Regions from separate parts of the Homo sapiens genome. Here region 1 is linked to region 2. A link is an interaction called in ENCODE POLR2A ChIA-PET data of the cell type or tissue named here. Cell type or tissue: MCF 10A. All regions are shown on one strand. Links, peaks and the distances in the headings refer to the core of each region. The heading gives the core; the rest is flanking DNA.

The links. ChIA-PET counts read pairs that join two places held together with the same protein. Peaks named below come from ENCODE experiments on the same cell type or tissue, not always from the same donor. Only the 100,000 strongest peaks of a DNase experiment are listed, where the experiment ranks them.
Region 1: POLR2A ChIA-PET joins it to region 2 with 7 read pairs; 2 of 35 experiments call an interaction of 5 or more read pairs at or near these places.

The regions. Positions count from the first base shown.
Region 1 is chr16:81,655,039-81,664,493 of GRCh38, forward strand. It overlaps CMIP (c-Maf inducing protein), which reads left to right. Exons shown (of 21, transcript NM_198390.3): 5 at 2,737-2,778; 6 at 5,846-5,908; 7 at 9,231-9,311. Among named protein-coding and RNA genes, the nearest start is that of MIR6504, 48 kb to the left of the region's middle. RefSeq lists an enhancer at 6,590-7,487. In MCF 10A, for the core only: no CTCF peak of the experiment used is centred there; no DNase peak of the experiment used is centred there.
Region 2 is chr16:81,596,386-81,605,840 of GRCh38, forward strand. The region is part of intron 1 of CMIP (c-Maf inducing protein); the gene reads left to right. Among named protein-coding and RNA genes, the nearest start is that of MIR6504, 10 kb to the right of the region's middle. In MCF 10A, for the core only: no CTCF peak of the experiment used is centred there; DNase peaks (open chromatin) are centred at 2,866, 3,216, 4,896, 5,656 and 1 weaker place.

The sequences.
Region 1 (9,455 bases), core at 532-8,531, 58 kb after region 2:
CCTCTCATATGCATAAAGTGCTTGGCACTGTGCCTAACTTGCAAGGGCCTTTGATACATGGCCACATTTTCATTGTCATAGGAGATGTCTGTGGTCTGAACCCCGTAAGCACCTTCAGCCAGGGGTCTGGAGCTAGTAGCTGGAAAAACAAACATCTGCCTTCGACCTCCGTGCCCTGTTTTGGGGCTGGGTTGTTTCTCTGTTCTGTTTGCCCAAGTTGTTTGCAAGGCCTCCTCTGGAGAGGTTCCAGGCATCACCAGACCAACCAGAAGGTGGAAGGATCTGGAGGGAGCAGGCAGAGGGGCATCGTGGAGGGAGCTGCTAAGGACGCAAAACAGTTCCGAGAAAGAACTGTCCGTCCACCAGCAAAGCAAAGCTGGCTGTCCCCACCCTCCCAGGCCTTTGTTGAGTTGCGTGTAAAGTGGCCGCTTAGCTCGAGAGTCAGGTGTTCCCTCTAATGCAGTGGCTATTGGTGGACATGCTCTACCAGGGGTGGAAAATGGCCCTGGGGGAGAGAAGGCTCCCTGTAGAATGCATGGGCTGTCCTGTGACTGGGACAAAGGAAATGATGTCCGTGGTCGCCAAAGCCTTCCTGGAAAGGTGCGTGGGTGGCGGCGAGGGATGGATGTGTCGAGCTGCCCTTGGCAGCCCAAAATAAGGAACTGCTTCTTGGATGGGTGGTGGAGCACTGTAGCTCAGTGGCAGGAAATATAGACTTTAGAGTAAGGACAGACGGGTTCATATCCTCACTGCAGCCCCTATTACCCTGCGCCTGCTAGTCACTGCATCCCGTCAGTCTTAGGCAGCTGATCAGTCAATGGGATAGTAGAGAACCTGTCATAATCAAAAGAAATTGGTGGCATGAGCAAAACAAAGCTCTTACACAGTGCCTGAGGCATAGAGAGCTCAGCAGTCATAAGGAGAGACCAAGGCCAGGCTTCTCCCCGAAGCTGAAAAATGACTGATAGTTAATAATCTACCATAAACAGGCTGCTCAAACTCCACTCATATCCACTAAAGAAAAAAAGCGTGTTCAGATCCAAAAAACATCCTTTCACATGCCTGCATTCTAGGTATCTTGGGTCCAACCTCACCTAGGTCAGGACGTCTCATGGGGACCGGTAGAGACTCATGTTGTTCATTCAGATGCTGACCTGGCTTCACGGCCTCCCGCAGCCCTCGGGAGCCAGCTTATTGGGCAAAAGCAAATTCATAGCTCGCAAGCTTTTCTTTTGCCTTGGCTTCTGTAAACACATTAGATACCCCCATATGCCTTAAGCCTGTCCAGGTGGTGGGAGCCATGGGGCTCTGTCTAGAACCAGAACAATCGATCTTGCCAACACTGTTCAAATGAGAGGTCTCTTTACAAGCAGCCAATGTGGCTCTTTTAGGAAATACGAATTGGCACCACTGTGTGTCCACCAAAACAGACAAGCAAAGCAGAACACACCACGAAACTAGCAAGAAAGAAGGGCGGGCACTTCTGAGTTTTCCTGTGATTCCTTGTTTATGGCACAGCCGTCTCTTTCCTTGTTCAAGTACTCACAGATGGCGGCACAGGTCGAGCATCTCTAATCGTGAAACCTGAAATGCTCCAAAGTCCAAAACTTTCTTTTTTAGAGACAGTCTCGCTCTGTCGCCCAGGCTGGAGTGTGGTGGCACAATCTCAGCTCACTGCAGCCTCCGCCTTTTGGATTCAAATGCTTCTCCTGCCTCAGCCTCCCGAGTAGCGAGTACCATGCCCAGATAATTTTTGTATTTTTTGTAGAGACGGGGTTTCACCATGTTGGCCAGGCTGATCTTGAACCCCTGGCCTCAAGCAATCCACACTCCTCAGCCTCCCAAAGTGCTGGGATTACAGGCATGGGAGCCACCATGCCTGGCCAAAAGTCCGAAACTTTCTGAGCATCAACATGACACTCAAAGGAAACGTTCATTGGAGAGTTTCAGGTTTTGCATTCTCAGACTAGGTTGCTCAACTGGTTAAGTATAATGCAGATATTCCAAAATTTAAAAAAAAAAAATGGAAATCCAAAACACATGTTCCCAAGCATTTTCAGTAAGGGATGTTCAACCTGTAACAGTTACCAATTATTTAAGAAAAGTCCAGATTGGGAAGGAAACAGGACCCCTAAAATTTCAGCAAATGTAATCCATTCAACCTAATTATGTTTTTGCAAGTCAGTTGCTAGAATTTGAATTCAGCTAAAACATCTCGGGCCCACTCACGGAACTTCATGTTCCTTGGGAACTTAGTTTGAGAAGCACTGAAATCATATACGTGTTACTCCTAAAAGGCTGCCTGGCACAGATTAGGACTCTTGAAAGGTCTGTTTCTTTACATACTTATTATGAACCTGCCTTCTGGCTTCTAAGCAGTTTCACTTTGACGAGGGCCAGATCCTCTCCCAATAGCCTATTGAGGTTACTGGAAGCCCTGTTGACCGAAGCAGGAACTGAGTCTCCCCTAGACTCGACTCACTCAAGGTCACATAACTCAAGCCCCGAAACAGGGACAAGAACTCAGTTCTCCCTGCCCCAAAACCATACCTTCTCCCCCTTCCCGACCTTGCCCCTGAGGGTGTTCTGATCTGTTTAATTAAGAAAAAATGACAGTGACAGTTGGTCTGTGACGCTGAAGATGTTTCAAAACTGTGGATCTTGAAATCCAAATGCTCGTTTTCTTAATTTTCTTTTGTTTTGTTTTCCTCCTGCTGTCTCCATTCAATCCTTTAGAACACAAACTTGACCACCCAGGAGCATGAAAACATCATTGTGGTAAGTTCCTCTCGAACACGCTCCCTCCACCCACCTCCGCCTCCTGGAGCCTACAACCCTTTTCCTGGTTTGGGGTAATTCTGGCGCCTGCGTAATCCACCAGCATCTGGCCTTGCTCCGTTTTGTCTTTTCTAGCAAGCCGGACGCACCTCCCTCTGCCTTTGCATATTTCAGAGCCCCAGTTGATAGGAGCGGGAGTGTAATTGTCTGTCTTTGAGGTTTGTAGCAAATGTATCATAATCGCCTCCTCCTTCCTGCGTCTCTGCCTAGGGAGTTGAAGGCAGGAGATGGCAGAGCCCGTATAATTTATTCAGAGGCATCACCCCATTAGCTGAAAGGTAAACGTTCTCTTTCTTGCCCCAGGACATGTCTCCCAATTAATCCACAAATAGAACTTGGATTTAATTCCCTGTGATACATAAAGTGAGATGCTATTTTCTGGGACTCTACCATGATGTAAGCATTTTTGGGGTAAAATATCTTCCTGAATGACTTTTAGCTACGAAACCTAACTCTCACTTGAGAGAAGAAAGAAATGAAATTGCACCTGCTAGATGGTAAGCACCATGCTATGTATTTGAATTCACAGATAACCTAGTCCCTAAGGAGTTCATCATCTATTGTAGGAAGACAAAAGTGATCACCGCAAAAAATAGAGACATTGAGTGCAGAGAGTAAGTAGAGTGATAAACTCCCCTGGGAAAGGAGCCAGAAAGCTTCCTAGAGGTAGTGCTATCTGAGCTGGGTTTTGAAGGATCAATAGGAGTTTTCCAGGTGGCAAAACGGGATAAAAGCATCCCAGAGAGAAGAAACAAAATGTGCAAGAGCACAAAGATTTAAAGCAACGTAGTGTGTTCTGGAAGCTTCAGCATTGCTGGAGCATAAAGCATAAGGAAATGAGAAGCAGGCGGATGGGAGATGAAATAGAAGCAAGAGGCAGAGCCTTTTGTGCCCAGGAGGGGACCTTGGAACTAACCTGCCTGGGATGTCTCCTGGCTGCAAGGTACAGAACAAGAGCAGCATCAGTCACTAGGCCCCTCACGCTCCTCTAGCCGAATCAGGGCCTTGGGGGACCCACTCAGTCGGCCCTGGCAAGCCTAGCTGGGTACTGTATGCACAAAATGAGGTGAGCCCCAGGCCTTTGATTGTGGAGAGTCAAGGCAGCAGCTTCTGCCTTTGCTGTCAGCTCCAGTGTCTGGCACGTAGTGGGCTCTCAGTGGGTGTTTGCTAACGCTAACAGTATAGAGGTTTTCTCCATGCTTTCACCCGGACTGTCCATTGCCTTCTCTTGCCAGAACAGGAGGACAAGTCAACCTGGGCACCCCCAATCACTCACCACCACCTTTTTCTGGCATAGTATTAATTCATCAATTCATTTAACGAACTTTGCTGAGCATGTGAGTCTGACTATGTGCCAGACACAGATAGAGAGCTGGACAAGACTTGAGGCCTGCCATTGAGGACTGAATGTGTGCTGAGAGAACCTGGCAGATCAACAGATAATACAAAAATAACATGGCCAAGGGCTGAGGTTTGTTCTGGGTGTTAGAGGGGGTGCAGAGGATAGGTACTTAACCTCTGTCAGGGAGGGTCCTGGGAGGATGATGATGGAGGACTTCCAGGAGGAGGTGACCAAGGTGAATCTTAAAGGATAGATAGGAGAATGTCAGGTAAACGGAGCAAGCTGGGGAAGGCAGTTCAGGCAGGGGGACTTACATGTGCAAAGGCAAAGTGGTAAGACGGGCTGCTGCAGAACCAGGAGCAAGCATGAGAGCTGGAAGGAGGTACTGCCTTCCTCTCCCTGCCAGCAACACCTGTGGGTCCCACTGAGTGCCTGGAAGCCCTGGATGGAGGACAAGGGCTTGCATTCAGGACAAGCCTGGGAAAGAAATTTTGATCTGAGAAATCCAGGCTGCATTTATCCAGCTAATGTGGCTGAACTGAACCCTTAATTGGGTCAGGTTGAGCTTCCCGGCTCAGCAGGAATGCCTGAGAACAGGAAAGAATTTGATCTGAGGGTCTGACCCTCACCCCTGCATTTTACAGCCTCCCCTTCCAGCATTCTTTTATTACTATTGCTGTTGTCATTATTATGATGCCTTCTGGAGCCTCCTTTCATTCCAACAGTTACATCCTCTTATTTGCCCTATTGGCAATTAGTCTTCTTTGGACATGCTTGGTAGTTTTTTATGCGCTAATTTTTCTACCATAGCTTGAGTTGGTTTTATTCATTCCATTGGCCAGGCAGTAGTAACCGTTGTTGGTCATGGACCAGGAGTCCAAACCCCAGCTGTGGTCCGGCTCACTATGGAAGGCGCTCACCATGGTGGTGAAGAACATGAGCTGAATCTAGGTTCAAGTTCAGAATCGAGTTCAGACCCAGACCCCAGCCATACTAGCTGTGACAGAACTTTTAATTTTACTTAAAATCTCATTTTGCAAGTATTTCTTTTTTCTTTTTTCTTTTTTTTTTTTAAGGCAGAGTCTCACTCTGTCACCCAGGCTAGAGTGCAGTGGCAGGAACTCGGCTCACTGCAACTCCGCCTCCTAAGTTCAAGTGATTCTCCTGCCTCAGCCTCCCGAGTAGCTGGGATTACAGGGGCGCACACCACCACACCCAGTTAATTTTTGTATTTTTGGTAGAGACGGAGTTTCCCTATGTTGGCCAGGCTGGTCTCCAACTCCTGACCTCAAGTGATCTACCTGCCTTGGCCTCCCAAAGTGCTGGGATTACAGGCATGAGCCACTGCGCCCAGCCAATTTTGCAAGTATTTCATGAGTATGAGTATGTTTTCATCAGGAAAAGAGTATTTCATCCCATCCCAGTGCCCTCTTTAGAAACACCTTGTTTTCAGGTGGTGACAAACCCACACAGACAGATACGGTTGTGGATTTTTGGGGGATTTTTTCTTTTCTTTTTTTTTCTGCTTTTAATATGAATGATGTGATGCAGGATGTGTTGCTCTGCATTTATTTTTTTCACTTCACAATATGGCCTGGAGATTGTTCGAAGTCTTTCCGTGGCTATCTACCCCACGGTTCCTGATGCTTGTTTGTTGTGTTTCAGGCAATCGCTCCTTTGCTGGAAAACAACCACCCACCACCAGATCTCTGTGAATTCTTTTGCAAGGTACGGGATTGCTGAGCTGGGGCTGTGGCTGCAGGAAGTAACCTCCCTCTGTGCGCATACCAGGGATTGGGTTTGCACAGAAAGGCCAAAAACCTGGGCCCCACCGTCTTGGGTCACGGTCCCAGACACAGGCGGAGAGGGCATGCCCGGCACCCATTCTTAGGGCTACACCCACGTCTCTGCCAGACAGGTGACAAAGAGTCACAAGGGGAACATCTTGCTTTTCCTTGGAATCACTTCCCGGCTGTCTTAGGAGACAGGTTGCTGCAGATTTCCTGGGCTCATGACGTCAGAGCTGGGTTATTATTAGCCAAGGTTCCTCTGCGCAGTGGCTGGCCCACGGTGGGGTGCGGCTGTGGGGCTTTCCCTGAACACGGGAGGCAGCACGGTGCTCCAGGTTAGCTTAGAGGAGCTGTGGAGCAGGGCATCCGCTGCCGGGCACCCGGCGCCAGCCTTGCAGTGGGATTCACATAGGACATGTCCAGGGCACATCTTTGTGGCTCAGGCCGAACCATCACACAAACCTGTTTTGTTCTTTGCTGTGTGGTTTTTTTAGTGTAATAATTTTATGTCCTTGGAGAGACATGTTCTCAGCACTCCCCTGTCATACCCCTGCTGCCCCGCTCAGCTGGTCCTCATCCCTCCCCGCTCCCATTACCTGCCTCCTGCCACGGTCACCCGCTGTCCTTTGGAGAGGCGTGGGCTGTGTCCAGCAGTGGGACCAGCCTGTGGGGTGGAACAGCAGGCCCCTGGGAGGAAAGGGGGCTGTGGTGCGCTTGATTTCCCTTGCCGCCCCTTCCCGGCCCCCCACCCCTCACCCCAGGGAGTCCTCTGTGTATGTGTCAGGGGACGGGAGCTTTGAAAGGGAGACAAGATTCAGTTGTCCTCCTGGAGTCTGCCTCCCTATCAGGATTCCTTTTCTACCAATCCACACACCTTCTGGTCTGAGTGCCCAGGGTACCTGTCAGGGCCTGGAATGACCCCCACCCCCATCCTTAATGTGGGCATGTGCAATGTGTGCCCCCTGGCCCAGGGAGTGAACACCCGTGAGTGTGTGTGTGTGTATACAGGTGTGGATACACACAGGCCCCGGGCTCCTCAGGACACACAAGGGCCTTGTCTGCCTCCGGGACTCATGGGTATCATGCCCCCAGAAGAGTGGAATTAAATAACCCAGTATCCTGAGAGAACGGCCAGCTGCTCCTCTGCCTGTCACAACAGATCACCTCCTCCATCTCCTGTCCAATTTAACCCAAACCTGCCCCATGCTTGCCTCTCAAGCTTAGGATTTCACCCAGATCTCATGATTCTCAAAGTCTGGTTCTAGAACACTGGATATTTGTTGTAGAACAAGATACACTTGCCTCACTGTGTTTCCTACCTGAGGCTTCACTTGCCTCACTGTGTTTCTTACCTCAGCGTTCCTAGTAGCACAGTTTGGAAAGGGATGAGGTAGAAAAAGGTACCCTTTTTGGCATTCTTTGCTGTAATCCTGTGTGGGTGTTTCAAAGAGGGCCGTCTGCCTTTTGGAGGGAGGGGGGTCCCAGCCATGTGGGATGCTTCTTTGGCTATTTTGCCTCTGGGAGTTGGAGCCCAGAGAGGAGAGCTTGAGGGGACCAAAGCCTCCCGCGCTGCGTCCGCTCTGCCAAACTCCTGCCAAATTCCAAGATCTGAGGAAAGTTTATTCATCTTGCTTTCTCAGGGGAGCCCTGATTTCTCTTATCCCAGGTCTAGCATCCTCATCTGGGGGCCGGGTGGGTGATACATGTGTGCAGGACACGAGGGAGGGGCTGGGCCTTGTCCTCACAGCCTGTGAAGGGCTTCCTTTCCAGTATGAAAAACAAAACACCGCGCTGGTGATGAATTGGGTCTGCAGACTGCCACCCGAGTGCTAAAGCCACCAGTTGAAGAGTCACAGAATTTTCAACACCCTGGTGGTCAAATGCCAAAGCCCTCGTACTATCATACCCAATTTCCAAGGTCTTTCAGACCAAACATGCAGAATCTTAGCTTTACAGAAGTCTCATTATATATTAAATAAGGACCCTGTCAGAACGCCTATGTGTACCATCTGAAATAGTCTCAAGCTTTAAGGTCAAAACCAAACAAAAAGCAAACAAAAGCTCTCATCTCGTCTACTTTTTTAACTCCAAAAAAAAAAAAAAAATTTTAAGGCTATGGCACTCGTAGGTATTTCCCCAAATGAGTTCAACACACCTGTCCACACAAACATCTACATGCCGACGTTACAGCAGCTGTATTCATGACTACCAGAACGTGGAAGCACCCAAAATGCCTTCCAGTGGGTGAATGGATAAATAAACTGTGTAACAATGCAGTGTTATTCAGCACTAAAAAAAAAAACGAGCTAGCAGACCACGAAGAGAAAGGGGGAGCTTTAAATGCATATTAGTAAGTGAGAGGAGCCCATCTGAAAAGGCTGCACACTGCACGATTCCAACTACAGGACATTCTGAAAAAAGCAAAACTATGGAGAAAGTAAAATGATCGGTGGTTGCCAGGGGTTGGGGAGAGGGAGGGACGAATTGGCTGAGCACAGAGGATTTTTAGGGCGTGAAACGACTTCCTATGATATTACATTGGTGGCTCCAGGACATTAGACATTTGTCTAAACACCCAGAGCGCACAGCACCAAGAGTGAACCCTAAAGTCAACTGTGGACTCTGGGTAACAATGATGTGTCAGTGTGGGGTTCTCCATTGTAACAAATATCCCACAGGGTATACGTGCTACATTTGTTACACCGCACGGTCCTTTGGGGAGGCAAGGGCTGTGTCCACCAATGAGACCAGCTTGTGGGGTAGAAATGCAGGCACCTGGGAGGAAAGGGGACCGTGGTGCACTTTACCCCCTGCCCAGGGAGTCCTCTGTGTGTGCATCAGGGGACAGGAAAGGGAAACAAGATTGTGTTGTCCTCTTGGGCCCTGTCTCTCCACCAGGATTCCTTTTCCAGTGCCCCACATGCCTGCTGGCCTGCGTGCCCAGGGTACATTTCAGGGCCGCCTGGAACGCCCCCACCCCATCCTTAAAAGGAGCATGTGCAGTGATCGTTGGGGAGGCTGTGCGTGCCGGGGGCAGGGGGTATCTGGGAAAGGTCTCTACCTTCCTCTCCGTTCTGCTCTGAACCTAGAACTGGCCCCCCTCCAAAATAAACTCATTTTTAGAAAGCAGTGCAGCCGTGTTCATCAAGGGAACCCAGGCACCCACAGCTGGGCTGACTGTCCCCAGCCCTGCTAGCAGCCACGGGCTGTGTTCAGAACATTCTTAGGGCCGCAGTAACTGTACCCCACTCTGTCCCCAGCACTGCAGAGAGCGGCCCCGGTCCATGGTGGTCATCGAGGTGTTCACCCCCGTGGTGCAGCGAATCCTCAAGCATAACATGGTGAGTCACCCTGCCCCAACACCCAGACCCCAGCGCCCAGAACATGAGGCCCCGCGCGCCTCCCTGGCCTTTTGCGTTGGCACAGATTTGGGGAATGTGGTTGGCCCAGCGTGACAGCCAGGAACTGGGGTTGAGATTCTGGTT
Region 2 (9,455 bases), core at 981-8,980:
GTCCCTGCTACTCGGGAGGCTGAGGGAAGAGAATCGCTTGAAGCCAAGGAGGCAGAGGTTGCAGTGAGCCAGGATCGTGCCATTGCATTCCAGCCTGGGCAACAGAGAAAGGCCCTGTCTCAAAAAAAAAAAAAAAAAAAAATTTCAATTGGAACATTGCATACACACAAAAGAGTACACACATTGTATACTGCTTGATGAACTTTAACAAAGTGAACACCCTGTATCACCAACAGCCAGAATCCAGACCTAGAATGCTGCCAGCCCTCCCCAGAAGCTCCTATTTGCCTTTTTCCAGCGCCATCCCTCCATGGGGTAACCAGTAGGATCAACACCATGTCCTGGTTTTCCCAGGATTTTCCCAATAGAGTAGTGACCATTCAACATCCCAAGAAACCCTTTAGTCCTAGGCATACCAGACAATTGGTCACCCCAATAACCAGTACCCTGACTTCCCACAGCACAGACTCAGGTGCACCTCTTTCTGAAGTTTGTATGGGTGGAAGCACATGGTGATGTACATTGATGACATGCTTCTGTCCAGTTGCTTTTGCTCCATGCTCAGTTTGTGTAGGTCATCTATGTGTTGTGCATAGTTGTAGACCATACATTCTCATCATTTAGGCTTCTGCTGAGTGGATATACCAGGATTTCTTTATTCATTCTTCTCTTGATGGTCATTTGGGTAGTTTCTAGTTTGGGCTACCTAATGCTCAGGGAACACTTGTGCAAACATCTTTGGGAGCACAAATATGGGCCTTTCTGTGGAGGAAGGGGATTGCTGGGTTCTAGGGGACTCATGTTCAGCTTCAGCAGAGCTGTCACAAGGTGGATTCACAGTTTAACTCCCTCCAGCAATTTAGGATTCTGTTTGCACTGTGTCTGTGCCAACACTTATCATTTTTCATCTTTTCCATTTGAGCCAGTCTGCTGGTATGATGGTCTCATACTCTGGTAACCCCTCTGGTCTTTAACTTACTAGTTGCCTGTAGACAAAGGCCAGGGCGTGAAGTCCAAAGGTCTTGGTTTTCTTCCCAGCTCTCTCCTGAATAGCTGTGTGCGGTTGGTCAAGTTGTGCACCTGCTCAGAGTGTTCATTTCTGGTCTGTCATGAGAGTGATGCAATACCTTCCTCTTGCAGGATTGTGGGATTAAGGGCTTGTGGAGGTGGGAAGAGCCCTGGAGATGTGGGAGGTGAGCGAGGGGAGCGGGGGGGGGGGAGTCTCCCAGCCTGGAAGGTCCTGGGACTAGAGCAGGGGGCGGGACACCTGCACCCAGGCCCTCCACCAACTCCGTGGGGCTCCAGCAGGGGCTTGGGCCAGTTCCCCCATTCAGCTTCCTTTTGGGGTTCCTCTGAGTCTTGTTGGACACTCAACTGTCAAAGATGCCCAGTGGCACATATGAAAAGTGCCACACTCAAGGACACAGATTTCTGTTCCTCTCACCAGCCATCTTCAGGGATCATCTGTCTCCCCCCCAGCTTGATGGCTCTGTGATGGCAGAGCCGTGTCCCTCTCCATCACTGGCCTATCCCCAGGTCTGGGCATAGGGTTGCACCTAGGAGGCCTCTGCTTGTTGAATGACTTCATGAATTCAGTCCTTAGGTGACAGCTCTTATCCAGGGAGGGGACTGGAGGATCAGGACATAACTGTTCCCCTGTAGTTCTGAGTCTCGGTTTCCTCATCTGTGTGGTTTTTAAAAGTACTAATCCTGACCACAAGGCTGGCTGGGAGGATGAATGTGCTCGGGAAGAAGGTGTTTTGGAAACTGGCACACGCTAGAGAAGTGGAGGGTATCGCCTACAACAGAGCTGACCAACAGGAGGGTATCGCCTACAACAGAGCTGACCAACGGGGGTATCGTCTACAACAGAGCTGACCAACAGGAGGGTATCGCCTACAACAGAGCTGACCAACAGGGCGGCGCCTGGCCACATCTGGCTCTTTACAGTCAAATTAACAAAAATTAAACAAAATGTGTAATTTGGTTCCTCCACCACACTGGCCATATTTCAGGTGCTCAGTGGCCCACAGGTGGCTACAGCATTGGCCAGTGCAGATACGGAGCGTTTGCATCATCACAGACGATCCTGTAGGGCAGTGCCAGTATCAACTCATTTAGGCTACAAAGAACTTTAGAGCTATCACCAAGAAAGTAAGATCAAATAAAACACAAGAGGGATGTATTTTTCTCCCATGAGATTTTCTTGCTCAAAGCCTCATTACTTTTACTTTACACATGGTTCTAACAGACTGCATGCCCTGGTTTCACAGGCCACAACAGAAGAGCAGTAACGTTCGGCTGGGCATGGTGGCTCACACCTGTAATCCCAGCACTTTGAGAGACTGATGCATGCGGATCACCTGAGGTCAGGCGTTTGAGACCAGCCTGGCCAACATGGTGAAACCCCATGTCTACTAAAAAATAACAAAAATTATCTGGGCGTGGTGTTGTGTGCCTATAATCCCAGCTACTTGGGAGGCTGAGGCAGGAGAATCGCTTGAAGCCGGGAGGCGGGGGTTGCAGTGGGCCAAGATCATGCCAGTGTACTCCAGCCTGAGTGACAGAGCAAGACTCTGTCTCAAAAAAAAAAAAAAAAAAAAAAGAGTAGTAACCTTTTGAGGGCCTGGCATGGGGGAAGGTGCAGTGTCAAGTGTCAGCAAAAAGAACTGGTCAGTCGGCGTCTGGAGAATGGTTGGAGAAACCATACAAAATAGACACAGTCACCCCAACTCTGCAGCCATTGAGAAAGGTGCAGGCAGCTCCCCTGTGCCCACAACACCAAGGGCACAGCTGGGTTGCAGCCCAGCTCACCAGTGGATCACAGTAATAATAACAACAGCCCCGGGGCAAGGAGAGGTCATATTACCTGAGGGAAACCAGGGGAGGGAGAGTGTGAACGGCATTTGAGATTTCTTCTGGGACCAAGGCCCAAACCGGCCCTTCTAGGATCATATCGTTACCTGCCACTTTGCGTTTGCTGTATGACTTTCCGTTTGTGAGATTAAAAAGAACATGAAATATTTTGACGGGCCTTCCCCAAATGAGCATCCATGGGTTTCTGCCTTGGAGGCCAAGCTGATCTATAGGTGTCTGAGGACCTGCTGCGTGGGGTAGCAACAGAAGGGTGGACCTGAGGCCCCTGCCATGCTGGTTCCAGCTGTGGCTTTGGCTGTGGTCCCAGCTCCTTTCTCATAATATGTACTTGAGGTGTGTGAGCACAAAGGTACACAAATTGGAGTTTGCCTCTGGCCAGAGGAATTTGGCATAACAGAGGGATGGAAGTTGCTGTCTTGGGGGGTTACGAAATTGAATCCTGGGCCTGTCTTATAAGAGCAGGAGGCCTGTGTGAGACATCCCCTGCTCTGTGCCTCAGTTTCTTCCTCTGTAGCATGTGGATAACAGGGATAAAAACAGCCTCCCCGCCTTAGCATTGTTGTCAAGTTAAATGAGGGATTATATATAAAGCTCTTAGCATGGTGCTGGCCACATGGTAACTGCTTGATGAATGTTAACCACGGGCACCTGTGAATGTCCATATGGGTGGGGTGTAGTGAGGCTAGCGTCTGCATAGCAGGTGTCCTTCCTTCTGTCATCATTAAAAAAAGATATATGGCAGCAGTGGTGGCTCACGCCTGTAATCCCAGCACTTTGGGAGGCAGAGGTGGGTGGATCACAAGGTCAGGAGTTCAAGAGCATCCTGACCAACATGGTGAAACCCTGTCTCTACTAAAATTACAAAAATTAGCCAGGAGTGGTGGTGGGTGACTGTAATCCCAGCTACTCAGGAGGCTGAGGCAGGAGAATCACTTGACGGGAGGCGGAGGTTGCAGTGAGCCAAGATCGCACCACTGCACTCCAGCCTAGGCGACAGAGTGAGACTCCATCTGAAAAAAAAAAAAAAAAAAAAAGATATATAAAGCTGGCTCTTCACTATAGTCAAAAGATAGAGACAATCCATGTGTCCATCAGCAGATGAATGTATAAACATGTGGCCTGCCCATACAATGGAATGTCAGTCAGCCATGAAAGGAATGCGGTTCCGACTCATGCCATAGCACAGATAAACCTCAAAAACAGTAAGTGAAAGGAGCCAGGCACAAACAGCCACAAAGTATGTGATGTCATTTATGTGACATGTCCAGAACAGGCAAGTCCCATTGATAGATACCAGGCTAGTGGCTGCCTGGCGCCTGGGGATGGGGTAGCAGGGAGTGACGACTTAATGGTATGGGGCTTCCTTTGGGAGTAAAAACATCTCAGAACTCGATAGAGATGATGGTGACACAGCATCAGGAATGGACTCAATGCCCGTGAATTGTACATCTTAAGTGATTAATGGTTAGTTTTACGTTCTGTGAATTTTACTTTGAATTTTAGAAATGCAGCCAGGGGAGGTGGGGACTGAAGCCCATTCTCCCAGCGCAAGCCACTTTGAGCACCACTGCGTATGACACTGTGATGGCAGCCTCATCATTAGTGTTGTTGGTGTTGTTGCTGTTGACTGTCTAAGCAGGGCTGCCATCCAACTTCTCGTTTCTCCTTTGGGGCCCCAGGGTGTGTGTGCAGGTCCAGCAAATCCTTCCTTACAGTGGGGTGGTGCCACGTGGAACCCGACTGTGCAGCATGGGTGTCCCCTGTGTGATAATTCAAGCCGCTTCCACGTAGGGAGAGAGGGGACTTGACTCCAGCCCAGCACATCCACCCAGCTGTCAGGGCCACACATGCCCCATGACAAACAGCTGCTGTTTTCAACCCCATCCCCGACTGGGCAAGGTTTCTCTGGCCTCGGGAATAAGCTCATGGGAGGATTTTCCAGACTGGCTTCTTTTGGGGTCCGGGAGCTCCTCCCTTCCCTGGCACATGTTTTGAGTCAGCCTGGACGTCATGATTCGTATTCACTTTGAGAGGAATCCCCATGGAAACCAGCAGGCAGGTTTGGGCAGGAGGGAGCTGGCTCACCACAAAGGCAAGGGAAGGCGAAGGCTAGGTGTCTTCTGCCAGCATCGGGGGCCCAATGGGGGCTCTTTCTGGGGGGGTCAGCTCACCCCATTCCCCACCCACTCTGGAAGCAGGTCTGAGGCCATATCTGGTTTGGAATGCCAGTTCTGAAGATCTCTGGGGGTTCACATGGGACCCTCATGAGGTCCTTCTAGGCCCTATTTTTTCCAGCCCAGATCCAGCATTGTGTGCCACTGGACAGGGGGCTCACCTGGAAACAGGCAGAGGTGAAGTATCTCTTCCTGGTCTGGCAAATGCAGGATCCCCCAAAACTAGCTCCATATCTGTCCCCGAGAGCAAAAAGACAAAGGCAGAGTTCACCGACCCATTCTCCAGCTCCCATGGAAGGCAGCGTCCCCCGGGGCCAGAACCCCAGCTTGTGGGCTGCCGCATCTCCAATACCCTCTGGGCACCGTCACCTTGCGGGCACTCAGTTAGCGAGCGGTCCCACCAAACCTACCTGGGTTCGCTCCTTGCTTCTCACATGGCCCTGTCAAGCTGGTGGCCCAGGACAAAAGCCCCTTAGCCTTGGCCAGGGCTCTCCGGTTCCCTTTAATATCCATTTAATGAGAGCAATTTGGCAACAACGTAAAACGTGCTCTTGCCCTTTGTCCCAGTAATTCCATTTCTGGGAATCTGGCCTAAGGAAATAATCCTAAATATAGGGTAGAAAAACATGTTTCACAAGGATGTTCACTGCGGAGTTGTGCATGGCAGCATAAAATGAAACAGTGGCACTGTCCCTGAGGGAGGGGGTGAGAGCAGGGATGAAATTGATGGTGGCGGAATATTTTATAGCTGCTACAGTGAGAGTTCTGGAGCTTGCCATTCAGAGCAGGGACATCTATGTGCGATAATGTGGGGAAAAAAAAGGCGTTACAAAATTCTTTGTACTGTATGATTTCGGCTTTATAAAAAATTATATATTAAAATAATCAGGAAAGTCACACACCAGAGTGCTAATGAGTGGTCTTGATTGGATTTTTATGGGAAAGATTTTATTCGTCATCTTCCAAATTACCTTGTCTTCACGCATTGCCTTTTTCAGTCAGGTTTGCGTTGTAATTTACATACAGTAAGAGTCACGCTTTTAGCGTGCAGATCTGTGAGTTCTGACAAATGTATACAGCCAAGTGACATCGCCCCCACAGTCAATACAGAGAATATTCCCATCACCCCCAAGAGTCCCCCTGCCCCTCGCCCGCCCCAGCGGCTGGCAACCATGGGTGTGATTTCAGCCCCTGTAGTTTTGTTTATTTCAGGATGTCATATAAATGGAATCATACAGTATGCCTTACACTGCTCTTAACGTTTAGGAAAAAAATTTTTCGTCTGCTTATTGTTCTCTTAGCTGTACATCTTAGAGCAGGATTCCCTACCATCCCTCAATGGAGGAGAATTTTAATGTTCTTTCTTATCCAATTCAGCCTCCTACCCCAGACAGGAATCTCCTCCCCTGGAGCTCCGGTCGTCATGTTCAGCTTACCAGGGAATTATCAGTTATCTGTAAAATAATCCCAGCGATAGGAAAGTACCCAGAACGGCAGAGGTGCCTGGGCAGTGTTAGCTCATATCTGAGCCCAAGGAACAGCAGCGTTCAGAGGCTTTCCATCCCAATCCAGCCCATGTCCCCTGCAAGCCTCCCGTGTTCCTGCCCAGTGATAGCACTACAGCAGCAGCAGTTTTTTTTGTTTGGTTTTGTTTTGTTTTTGAGAAGGAGTCTTGCTCTGTTGCCCAGGCTACAGTGCAGTGGCGCGATCTCGGCTCACTGCAAGCTTCACCTCCCGGGTTCACGCCATTCTCCTTCCTCAGCCTCTCGAGTAGCTGGGACTACAGGCACCCGCCACCACGCCTGGCTCGTTTTTTTAGTATTTTTAGTAGAGACGGGGTTTCACCATGTTAGCCAGGATGGTCTCGATCAAGGTGACGTCATGATCCGCCCACCTTGGCCTCCCAAAGTGCTGGGATTACAGGCGTGAGCCACCGCGCCCGGCCTTGTTTTTGTTTTTAAATAAACATTTTCTTTTAGGACAGTTTGAGATGTATAGGAAAGCGACGAGGATACCCCAGAGTTCTCACACATCCGCAGTCTGCTTCCCCAGCTGCTAGTATCTTAGTCTGTGGGCTGCGTTTGTCACAACTTGTGAACCAATATTGATACATGATTGCCGAAGTCCACATTTTATTAGGTTTCTTTAGGTTTTCCGTGATGTCCTTTTTCTGTCCCGGGATCCCATCCAGGATCCCCACAGTACCTGTAGTCACGTCTCCCAAAACTTCCCTTGGCTGGGATAGCTGCTCAGGCTTTCCTCATGTTTAATGAGCACTGGTCAGGAGTTTTGAGGAAAGTCCCTCAGTTATGGTTTGTCTGATATTTTTCTGATGGTTAGACTTGGGTTATGGGTTTGGGGAGGAAGACCCCAGAGGCAAAGATTGGTCTTTCTCAAAATAGTTCGTTTGATTGCGTTCTTTAGTTTGTTCCAGGTACTGTGCTGAGTCCTTGATAAACTGGATCTCTGGTAATGCTCCCAGGAATTCTACCTATTAAATAAATTCTCATCTTAACCAGTAGAGGAAATGAACTCAGAGAGGGGGAGTAACTTGCCTAAGGACACACAGTAAGCGGCCCAAACACAAGTCTCCTTGGTCCTAAAAAGTCTGCTTTTGGCCAAATGCTGCTTCAGGCAGTAGGCATGCAGCTTGTCTGCTTTTTAAAAACAGTATGGGTTGGGTGTGGTGGCTCACGCCTGTAATCCCAGCACTTTGGGAGGCCGAGGCAGGAGGATCACCTGAGGTCAGGAGTTCGAGACCAGCCTGGCCAACATGGTGAAACCCCATCTCTACTAAAAATACTGAAAAATTAGCTGGGCGTGGTGGCGCACGCCTGTAATCCCAGCTACTCAGGAGGCTGAGGCAGGAGAATCGCTTGAACCCGAGTGGCGGAAGTTGCAGTGAGCTGAGAATGCACCATTGTACTCCAGTCGGGGTGACAAGAGCAAAACTCTGTCTCAAAAAAAAAAAAAAAAAAAAGGACCGGCTGCGGTGGCTTATGCCTGTAATCCCAGCACTTTGGGAGACCGAAGCAGGTGGATCACAAGGTCAGGAGTTCAAGACCAGCCTGGCCAAGATGGTGAAACCCCATCTCTACTAAAAATACAAAAAAAATTAGCCAGGCATGGTGGCAGGCGCCTGTAATCTCAGCTTCTCGGGAGGCTGAGGCAGAGAATTGCTTGAACACGGGAGGCAGAAGTTGCAGTGAGCCGAGATCGCGCCACTGCAGTCCAGCCTGGGCGACAGAGCAAGACTCCGTCTCAAACAAAACAAAACAAAAAAACAGTATGTATTTATTTATACCCAACCTTTCCCTAAAAAGCCTTGGTTGCAACTTCAGATCAAAGCCACGTTAAGACAGCTAAGGCAGGGCATGTGAAAGGTAGACTCAGAAAGCCTCTGTCCAGTGTGTTGTGGGTGGTGCTTACAGTTAAAACACGGATGAAAGTTGCCTTTATTTTTGTAAGATAGTCATTAATTTGTCAGGAAATTAGTAATCACCTCCTAAATGTCAGACGCCATTTAGGCATATGAAACAGCAGGTGAACCCTCCTGTTCCCACAGTATATAAACAGTAGCAGGGGACACAGACAATCAGTGACCAACACAATAAATATTTGAATATGGGTGAGGAAAAGAAGTACAGAACCAACCACCAAGCCCTGGCTTCTCCGGCAGTGCTCAGGACAAGACATACTGTTAGGGCTGAGTCATTTACTGCAGAATAGGGAGAACAGAACAGTGCACGGGATGCTGGAACAGGCCAGAACAGTGAAGGGCAGGCCCACGAGTGTGACTTTGAGGCACGCTGCATAAAGAGAACCTTCTTGGGTGACACATGGCAGCCGCCGGGATTGGGGGCCAGGGGGTCCTCTGAGGGGTGAGCGATGCAGTGGTGGAAAGGACAGGATGAACGCAGCTGCCTCCTCCCCTAGATTGTGGGGTCCAGGCAGCCTTGTCGCTCACCTGGACCTGTGCAGCAGCCTGCAGGCTGTCCCCCTGCCACCACTGTCTCCTTTCAAGTCTGTTTTCTATGCAGCAATCCCTGTGAACCTTGGCTAAAGCTCCTGCAAACCCCTGGGAGGAATCCCTGAGCCCCTAGGTGGACCTACCAGCCTCTCCAGGAGTGACCCACCCTTCTCTCCAACGCATCGCTTACCCAGCCCTCCCTCCGTTTCACCTTCTGCTCCTCCTTGAACACTCCCAGCTGTTCCCACCTCTGAGCCTTTGCACTGGCCGTGGGGTCTGTGACACTCTTTACTCCTGCTCTCGGCCACCTGTCATGACACCCCATTGTGATTCTTTATGCGGCCCTTGCCACTCTCCAATAGTTTATTTATTTAGATATTTTGTTTGTTGTCTGTTTGCCCACTAAGCTCCTGTCTTATTCACTGCTGAATCTC